2 separate regions of the Homo sapiens genome follow, and region 1 is linked to region 2. Evidence: read pairs that join two places in POLR2A ChIA-PET (ENCODE). Cell type or tissue: MCF 10A. All regions are shown on one strand. Region 1 overlaps CAPZA1 (capping actin protein of muscle Z-line subunit alpha 1). Region 2 holds the start of CTTNBP2NL (CTTNBP2 N-terminal like).

Region 1 (5,000 bases), 240 kb after region 2:
TTCTCAAGTTAGAGGAGCTGACATACCTCCCCTTTATGGGAGATAACTGCCTTCTTTCTTTCACTCTCCCACCCTTGAGAATGATTGACTAAATCACTGTTAATGAAAATGTCATCCCTCATCTGTATTGTAGCAAAGATATTTTTTCAGTCACTAACTGCTTAGTCATTTCCCTCTCCCCTTTTGCTCTATTAATTTCATCTTAGCTTTGACCCAGTTTTGAAGTTGGATAAAATGTTAACTTTTAAACTTATTTATCATTTTATCTATTCTTCTCAACTTTGTAACAACTGCATCTTTCACAAGCATAGCTTTGACTCAATTCTTGGTTAAAACAGTCTAAAAGGACAGTCAAATTCATGTGACACACTAAAGGTAATCCTCCAGACTTATACTTCCTTTTAATACTGCATGATATAGTTGAATGTCTAAGTTACAATTCCAGCTCCACCCATTTATTATAAGCATGCAATCTTAGACAAGGCACTTACACTCCCTGAACCTATTTCTTGATTTATAAATGGGGATAATAGTCTCTCCCCTGCCTTCTTTAACAAGCTGTTTTAAAGATCAATAAAAGAAACAGCTTACATAAGAGTTTTATAAACAATAAAATAGTATTCATTCATTCACATTCCTAGCATGTTCTAGGTCTCAGTCCTGGGTATACTGCAGTGAACAAACATAACAAGTTCTTTTGTTCTGTGTCAGGGGTTGACAAACTATGGCCAGTGGGCCAAATCCAGTCCACCATCTGTTTTTGTTTTGTTTTGTTTTGTTGTTTGTTGAGACAGGCTCTTGCTCTATTGCACAGGCTGGAGTGCAGTGGCACAATCATAGCTCACTGCAGCCTTGACCCCCCAGGCTCAAGTGATCCTCCTGCCTCAACCTCCTGAGTAGCTTGGACTACAGGCATGTGCCACCATGCCCGGCTAAATTTTCTTGTTATTTGTAATAGAGATAAGATCTTACTGTGTTGCCTAGGCTGGGTCTCGAATTCCTGAGCTCAAGCGTTTCTCCAGCTTTGGCCTCCTAAAGTGTTGGGATTACAGGTGTGAGCTGCTGTGCTGGGCCCACTGCCTGTTTTTATAGGATCTATAAACTAATGCTTTTGGAATGGTTGAAAACAAAAAAAGAATAATCATATTTCATGATGTGAAAATTACATGAAATACAAATTTCAGAGTACAAAATAAAGTTTTATTGGAACACAACCATGCTTAACAGTTGGGACAGAAACGCTGTGACTCCCAAAGCCCATCTGCCCTTTACATTAGCAGTTTATTGACTCTTGCTCTATGATCTTGGACTTTGGGGGATGTTGGACAGTAAACATGTAAGTATATGTTAAGTGGTGGCAAATTCCTTGAAGAAAAATAAAGCAGTAAAAGGGCTAGAATTGTGAAGGTTGGAAGGGTACAACAGCTAATTTATATATGGGAGTTAGGGAAGGGTAGTTTATTTGGCAGGTAACATTTGAACAGAGACTAAATAAAGATTGGAGTGAATAATCCAAGAGAGCATTTCTGGCCAAAGGAACAAGAAATATACCCTGAGGCATGAGTGTAGCTGTAAGTCTAGGAGCTAAGTGGTATGAGTGGAGGAATTAGGGAAGGAGGAGCCATGGAACAGACTTTAGATTTATTTATTTTTTGAGACAGAGTCTCACTCTGTCACCAAGGCTGGAGTGCAGTGGCACTGTGTTGGCTCACTGCAACCTCCGTCTCCTGGGTTCAAGCAGTTCTCCTGCCTCAGCCTCCCGAGTAGCTGGGATTACAGGTGCCCACCACTACGCCCGGCTAGTGTTTATATTTTTAGTAGAGACAGGGTTACACCATGTTGGCCAGGCTGGTCTCAAACTCCTGACCTCAATTGATCCACCCACCTCAGCCTTCCAAAATGCTGGGATTACAGGCGTGAGCCACCACACCCAGCCCAGACTTTAGATTTTATAGTGAGTATGTAAATATATCAGGCCGGGCACAGTGGCTCGCATCTGTAATCCCAGCACTTTGGGAGACTGAAGCAGGTGGATCACCTGAGGTCAGGAGTTCGAGACCAGCCTGGCCAACATGGTGAAACCCCATCCCTACTAAAAATACAAACATTAGCCAGGTGTGGTAGCACATGCCTGTAATCCCAGCTACCCAGGAGGCAGAGGTTGCAGTGAGCCGAGATCATGCCACTGCACTCCGGCCTGGGCAACAGAGCGAGACTCCATAGATATAGATATAGATATAGATATAGATATAGATATAGGTATAGATATAGAGATAGAGATATATATAGAGAGAGAATAATTTATATAATATATAATTATATATTATATAATTTTAATATAATTATATGTATTATGTCTACTACTTAAAGGTATTTTTGTGGTATTGTGTTCAAATAGTGAAAAATCAACACTTCAGAAACTATCAAATATCTAATAACCATCCACCATTTTAGTAACTGTCAGGAAATAACATAGGATTCCTTGCTATGACAATGTGTTTTAGGATTCCATGTTGGCATCTAATGATAACTACATTATTTTTAACCACTCATTAAGTATTTCACCCTTGCCATTGCATATACTTTCAAATCTCCTCGCTTTCATTTAAAAACTGGGAGATGTTTTGGTTCCTCTAATTGGATATTTCTCCTGTTCTTGATATTCACAGATGAACAGGGAATATTAAGTTTTTTCAGCACTTGAACCCGAATTCAAATACTACTACTAGATTTTCTTCCCTCACCCTGCTTTTTAACTTAGAAAATGGAAGTGAGCTTTTAGTTTACCTTTTTCTTTCATATAATCCCCTTGTTTAACCAATTCATCAATTTTTTAAGCATGAGGTACTATGGGGATATGAAGGTCAAAGGTCTTGGTCAAGAAGTAACTTTAAGAAGCCTTCTTTATTGCCTTTAGGATTTGGACATCCTCACCTCAGTCCTTTGGCTTCCTTGACCTGGTTCTTTCAGTTTTCATGTCACTCAGTAGCTTTTATCTTTCTTTATTTCCCCTTTCATCTTAAAAAAAAAAATTAAAGGATGAGGGATGTTGACATGCTCCTTTTTTTATTAAAAAAATTGGCCAGCCGCCCCGTCCGGGAGGTGAGGGGCGCCTCTGCCCGGCCGCCCCTACTGGGAAGTGAGGAGCCCCTCTGCCCGGCCAGCCGCCCCGTCCGGGAGGGAGGTGGGGGGGTCAGCCCCCCACCCGGCCAGCCGCCCCGTCCGGGAGGGAGGTGGGGGGGTCAGCCCCCCGCCCGGCCAGCCGCCCCGTCCGGGAGGGAGGTGGGGGGGTCAGCCCCCCGCCCGGCCAGCCGCCCCGTCCGGGAGGGAGGTGGGGGGGTCAGCCCCCCGCCCGGCCAGCCGCCCCTTCCGGGAGGTGAGGGTCGCCTCTGCCCGGCCGCCCCTACTGGGAAGTGAGGAGCCCCTCTGCCCAGCCAGCCGCCCCGTCCGGGAGGGAGGTGGGGGGATCAGCCCCCCACCCGGCCAGCCGCCCAGTCCGGGAGGGAGGTGGGGGGGTCAGCCCCCCGCCCGGCCAGCCGCCCCGTCCGGGAGGTGAGGGGCGCCTCTGCCCGGCCGCCCCTACTGGGAAGTGAGGAGCCCCTCTGCCCGGCCAGCCGCCCCGTCCGGGAGGGAGGTGGGGGGGTCAGCCCCCCGCCCGGCCAGCCGCCCCGTCCGGGAGGGAGGTGGGGGTGAGCCCCCCACCCGGCCAGCCGCCCCGTCCGGGAGGTGAGGGGCGCCTCTGCCCGGCCGCCCCTACTGGGAAGTGAGGAGCCCCTCTGCCCAGCCAGCCGCCCAGTCCGGGAGGGAGGTGGGGGGGTCAGCCCCCCGTCCGGGAGGTGAGGGGCGCCTCTGCCCGGCCGCCCCTCCTGGGAAGTGAGGAGCCCCCTGCCCGGCCAGCCGCCCCATCCGGGAGGGAGGTGGGGGGGTCAGCCCCCCGCCCGGCCAGCCGCCCCATCCGGGACGTGAGGGGTGCCTCTGCCCGGCCGCCCCTGCTGGAAAGTGAGGAGCCCCTCTGCCTGGCCACCGCCCCGTCTGGGAGGTGTGCCCAGCAGCTCATTGAGAACGGGCCAGGATGACAATGGCGGCTTTGTGGAATAGAGAGGGGAGAAAGGTGGGGAAATGATTGAGAAATCGGATGGTTGCCGTGTCTGTGTAGAAGGAGGTAGACATGGGAGACTTTTCATTTTGTTCTGTACTAAGAGAAGTTCTTCTGCCTTGGGATCCTGTTGATCTGTGACCTTACCCCCAACCCTGTGCTCTCTGAAACATGTGCTGTGTCCACTCAGAGTTAAATGGATTAAGGGCGGTGCAAGATGTGCTTTGTTAAACAGATGCTTGAAGGCAGCATGCTCATTAAGAGTCATCACCACTCCCCAATCTCAAGTACCCAGGGACACAAACGCTGCGGAAGGCCGCAGGGTCCTCTGCCTAGGAAAACCAGAGACCTTTGTTCACTTGTTTATCTGCTGACCTTCCCTCCACTATTGTCCTATGACCCTGCCAAATCCCCCTCTGTGAGAAACACCCAAGAATGATCAATAAAAAAAAAAATAAATAAATAAATAATTGAAAAAAAAAATTTTAATTTGCTTTATCATACTAGTAACATTATATTTCTTATAACTTTTTGAACACAGAGGTAAGCCAAAAAAAGAAAACAATTTTTTTTGTACTAGAGATAGTCCCAGTTAAAATTTAGTAGCTATACATAGGTGTAAATATATATAATTTCTAAAAGACCAGGAAAGAAGTAAAAGCCCTTTTCATTCAACAGCACATTATAAACATATATAAACAGCATATTATAAACCCATGTCAACAAATGGAGCACTTCTCAAACTTTTTTACTGTCAGGACCCCTTTACATACTTAAAAACTGAATTTTTTTTTTATGTGGCTTATATCTGTTAAATTAGATATTAAAACTGAGGCCGGGCGCAGTGGCTCACACCTGTAGTCCCAGCACTTCGGGAGGTGAGGCGGGTGGATCATTTGAGGTC
Region 2 (5,000 bases):
GGGCACAGTGACAGGCGCCTATAATCCCAGCTACTCGGAAAGCTGAGGCAGGAGAATCGCTTGAACCCAGAAGGCGGAGGTTGTAGTGAGAGATTGCGCCATTGCACTCCAGTCTGGGAGACAGAGCGAGACTCCATCTCGATAAAAAAAAAAAAAAAAAAGAAAAGAAAAACAAGGGAGGAGCTGATTCACTAGAACAACTCTTAGAGTGACTCAGAAGCCAGCAGAAAATAGCTTGTTCTCCCACATCTGCTTCATTGTCAGGCGATGAGGCACTTCCTCATTGCATACACATAGGCAGAGCGAAAGGGAGGAGGAGGAAATGGGATTTTTCAAGTTCCTTTGCCTGCTCCAGCACCTAACACTCTGTATTTGTAATCATTTCAGACATTTTGTTTCAAGTCAATATTTATTGAGTACCTACTCTGTGCCTGGCCCCTCATTTTAGCTTTCAGATTGTCAGTTTTCAGAACACAAGGCATAATGCCTTTCTGAAGTTCAGTATACCCTGCATCATTACTCCAGATTCACTTACACTGCTATCGAGCACCTTCACTCATAGTCTTGCTATCCTTCATATACAGAGATGACCCTCCCAAGCCTAAAATCAACAGGGGGAGGCATAGAGCTGTCCTTCTGGCTCTAATGTTTGCTTTACCATCATCCACGCCCATTCTTAGTCCAGCATGTGAGAGCCAGTGTGAAGTGAGCAGAATATGGCATAAGTATGGAGTCATACATCCTTACTGGAAATTCTTTACCATTTACTAGCTCTATGACTTTATTTGACTTCTCTGAATCTCTATCTTCTCATCTGTAAATTGGACACAATGATGTCTATCCTACACTGTAGGATAGATTTCTCATACAGCACTGAAAATGACATCAAATACCATTAAATGAAAGTACATGGCACAGTGATAACATGATAAATACTTGTTTACTTCTTTCAGACTATAATCGCACAAACTGATCACATCCCTCAGTCAGACTGTAAACTGCATGAGGCAGGCTGCATCTGCCTTGGGGACTGTCTGCCTAGGCAAGCACTAGGTCCCTAATGCTGTCTTGCGAATTATAATTGCTAAGTTTAGGGATAATGTATTAAGTGTACTACATTATTTATGCATTATGAATATTCGTCTCAAATATTTATTATATTGTATTTTAAATAATGTGGTTATTGTAAATGTAACCAGCTGCATCAATCTGTGAGCTGACAGCCATTCTGTGGAAAAGGAATTCAGAAACTTTGACCTTAGGTAGGGATACAACTAGTTATACATCCACTCCCCTCTCTGAGTTATTTGGTCCTGCCTAAGACTTGCTGCCACCAAGATCTGCATTCCTGTGTTCACAAGGCAGACATTCCTTGCATCCTCTGTACTCTCCATTGTTTCAACTTCACTGCAAACACCATTCCCCACAATATAATGAGGCCAAGGAAAGAAAAAAGTCGCCTCAGCTGGCAAGCATAGGGTGGAAAAACCTGCCACACAAATTTGCAATTATTTGACTTCCGCCTGGAAGGCAGGTCGGCTGGGTTTATGTCCCCCAAAGTTAGTATCCTCTTCTGTACAAAATGTGGTTGAGAGAAGGGTGATCTCCAGGTGTTTCATCTTTGCACCCTTGCTTCCAGCACCACGCCCACAGGCGCTTCCAGAAAAAAGAAAAAAAAAAAGGGAGCAAGGAAGCCAGGTTTTTCAACAACGAATTCATTCTAATGCAGACACCAAAGCCCACTTCATTTATTAACATTCTGGATAAAATCCCAATCGATTAGGCCACCAGAGCCCTCCATTCCTAAACTCCGCGTACAGTCAGGTAAAAGCACGAAGCACTAGTCACGGTCCTGCCCAGACTTTTCACGCAGAGGTGGAAAGTTGCAGACCCCGAGCCGGGAGGGGCGCGAGCCCACCCTGAAGCCCAGGACCCAGGAGGGCGCTTCCTCCCGGAAGTGACGCGAGCTCAATCCCGGCCTTGCTCTTCCCAAACAAAAGGGATCTTGGGGCCCCGGGAGGAGCCTGAATGACTTTGGAGAAGCCCCGCCTCCAGCCGGCGCGGATTGGGGCCGAGGCTGGAGAAGCAAGGAGGCGATTGGCGCTGGTGAATGCCAATGCCCCCGCCGGGCGGCTGAGGGGGCGGAGCCTCAGCCGCTGTGGATGGGGAGTGGAGGCGGAGGGGAGCGGAGCCCGGAGCGTCGTGGAAAGGTAGGAGCAACTATCCCTGGGGCTTGGTGATGGCTGGGAGGCCGGGTTCTCAAGAGCAAAGCAAGGATAGGGGCACCGGTAGCCTCCCGCCGCCGTCTCAACGGCCTCTGGGCCCATCCCCTGAGGGGGCGGGGCCGTCTCCTCCACCTCCCGGTATTCCCCGAGGAGGCGGCTCCTCATCCTCCGAGGGTCCTCACAGCTACTTTTTGTCCCTCGTCGATTCCCAGCTCCTCAGAAGGGGCTTCCCTCTGACACCCCTCATTCAAAGGCACCTCCCACCCCGCACCTCAGCCTTGGCGGAGAGGACTCACAGGTACCGATTCTCTAGGCTGCCGCCCCCAACCCCATTTCGTACCCCCGGAAGGCCAAACATCCCTCCCTACACCTGTCCCTGCTCGCCAGGGTGGGACTGGAGCTGCTTTCCTCCGTAAGATAAAATTGGTGTTTCCCAAAAAGGAGGGATGGGGCGAAGCAAAAATCAAAGACCGACCTAGACAGCCAGCTTTACGGAGGAAGCGGCTTCTCCCACTTAAGTTCTTCCCATCCCCCATTCTCTGATGCTCAGTCTTCCTCCCGCAGCCCCTCGCATCCTCTGGCCTCTTGTGAGGAGTCGAGAGCTCTCCTGTTTTGGGACTGTTTTGGACTGTGAAAGAGGGAGAACTAGGACCTCCTCTCCTTCACCCTTTGTACCTTCCTTCTACTTTCTGTTCCTTCTGGGAGCACCCAGCCTCTAAGGGTTTCTTAGGTTTGAATTGCGTTTCATTTTTCCTTTTCCACCCTATTTCCTCCCTGAGAACTTGATGAAAAGCCATCTTATATTTCACAGTGAGGTGGGTGTGTTGGATATCTGCAGAGCTGGCTTTGTGTGGGCAGGAATGCAGTATATGTTGCTTGACAGTCAATGAATAACACCATGTTTTCAAATGAAACAGTATACATAAGTAAATAAGTAGCAGTGGATTAGGAATGAGTATATCCCAGTCTAGGGTGGGCTGGTCCATTGCTCAGGGAGACTGCAGTTAACCTTGAAGGTATACTGCAGGTTGAAACAAAAGACAGGAAGTGTTTGAAGAAAATTCAGGGTCAGTCATCTAGGTTTATGATTAATCTAGTCCTATGTCCTTTGGTAACTCTCTAACCCCTTTTTTATAGTGTCCTCCCCGCCCCCAGGAAACATTCATGTATATTTTGATTGGTTTTACGATCATCTATCAAAATTTAGAGGATGAAAAGTAAGAACAATTTTTAAATCTCAGAGATAAGAGTAAATAAAGGCAAGGTATTCTAGCTATTCATGTTTACCAAAAAGTGCCTCTTCTAGTGTGCTCCTAAAGGTTTTGTCAAGTGGTCTTCATTTCAGCAGGTGCAAAGTGTTGATTTTGACCTCATGTTAATGTCGTTGAATCCCCAGTAATCATCTATTGCTAGCGCTTTTATATATTAAAATTTACCATGTTTTTAGCATAGTTTCTTTTGCTTCCAATCTCAAGTCTACCTCCCCTCTGTCAGCTATAGCCAAAGCTGATGGCAATAAAATGCAAGGAGTTGGAATCACGGAGGGTGATTGTAATGACTGTTGTCTTTTACCTTCTTGATTAGACTTTCTGAAGGTAGACTTCCTAAAGATAATTACTTTTGAATAGTTAGGTTTGAAGTTTTCAGAGCCACTCGGTGCTCACAGGTCTTCTCAGTGATTGTTTCCAAATCTCCAGTAAGAAAGTACAAAGAAGAAACTGGAGGGTGTCTCTAGCAAACGCAATGTGTGCTGCAATAGAAGGGTAAGACGTGAGCTCCCAGCAATAACAGCAGAAAAAACTAAAAGCAGAACAGAAAATCCCAAAAAGATAAGTTGTATTATATCAACAGAGAACAGAAAATAAACTAAGGTAAGAGACTAAGCAAACCAAAGTTGTGATTGCCGAGGTTTAATAGGAAAAAGCAAATAATATTCTTTTATTATTTAGCACAGTAAGCAAGATCTGTTTGTTACACTTTTGGGTCTTGAAAATCTTTCCTTTAACCTTTTCAACACCTGTTTGGTCATGCTAGGTGAAGAAAAGCATAGTATGCAGAGGATAGATGTCTGATCTCTCTCCTTGAATTATAAATTCTTTGAGGGCAGATAGTAGTATTTTTTGTTTTTCATCTTTATATCTTTCACAGTTCCTAGTATATAGTATGACTTCATGAGTGTTTGTTTAACTTAGTTTGAGGCTGTCACCTTAGGGTAGACTGAAAGGCAATGTACTGATTAGATTTGGCACAATTTGTTAGTATAAACGGCCTACTTGTTGTCTTCATTTAACTTGATTTTCCCCATCTTCTGTCTTATGAAATTCCAGTGTCTTAAGTGACTAAAATTTTGAATTTCTTATAAAGAAATATCTGTGAGGCAGGGTGTGGTGGCTCATCCCTGTAATCCTTGCTACTTGGGAGGCTGAGGCAGGAGGCTTGCTTGAGCCCAGGTGTTTGAGGTTACAGTGAGCTATGATCATGCCACTGCACTCTCCAGCCTGGGCAGCAGAAAGAGACCCTGTCTCTTAACAAAAAAAAAAAAAAAAAAAGTTAAAAAAATATATATGTAATCTGCTAGTTAGAAAATACTATTTTACTGTCATGAAATTTGAACCAGACTTAAGAACGTAATGAGTGCTAATCATTTTAGGATTTTATTGTTCTAAATATCTGACCTGATAGGAATGAAGTGAATTTAGGAGAGATCACTAGGGACTGATTGCTGATTTTTGTTCAAGAATAGTTTCTGAGGCCAGGCTTGGTGGCTCACATCTG

What was found. ChIA-PET counts read pairs that join two places held together with the same protein. Peaks named below come from ENCODE experiments on the same cell type or tissue, not always from the same donor. Only the 100,000 strongest peaks of a DNase experiment are listed, where the experiment ranks them.
Region 1: POLR2A ChIA-PET joins it to region 2 with 5 read pairs; 9 of 35 experiments call an interaction of 5 or more read pairs at or near these places.

The regions. Positions count from the first base shown.
Region 1 is chr1:112,636,679-112,641,678 of GRCh38, forward strand. All of the region lies in intron 1 of CAPZA1 (capping actin protein of muscle Z-line subunit alpha 1), which reads left to right. Among named protein-coding and RNA genes, the nearest start is that of CAPZA1, 19 kb to the left of the region's middle. RefSeq lists an enhancer at 1,312-1,812. In MCF 10A, no CTCF peak of the experiment used is centred here; no DNase peak of the experiment used is centred here.
Region 2 is chr1:112,394,063-112,399,062 of GRCh38, forward strand. It overlaps CTTNBP2NL (CTTNBP2 N-terminal like), which reads left to right and starts at 2,152. Exons shown (of 6, transcript NM_018704.3): 1 at 2,152-2,210. RefSeq lists a silencer at 2,350-2,399. In MCF 10A, a CTCF peak has its summit at 612; DNase peaks (open chromatin) are centred at 239, 629 and 2,059.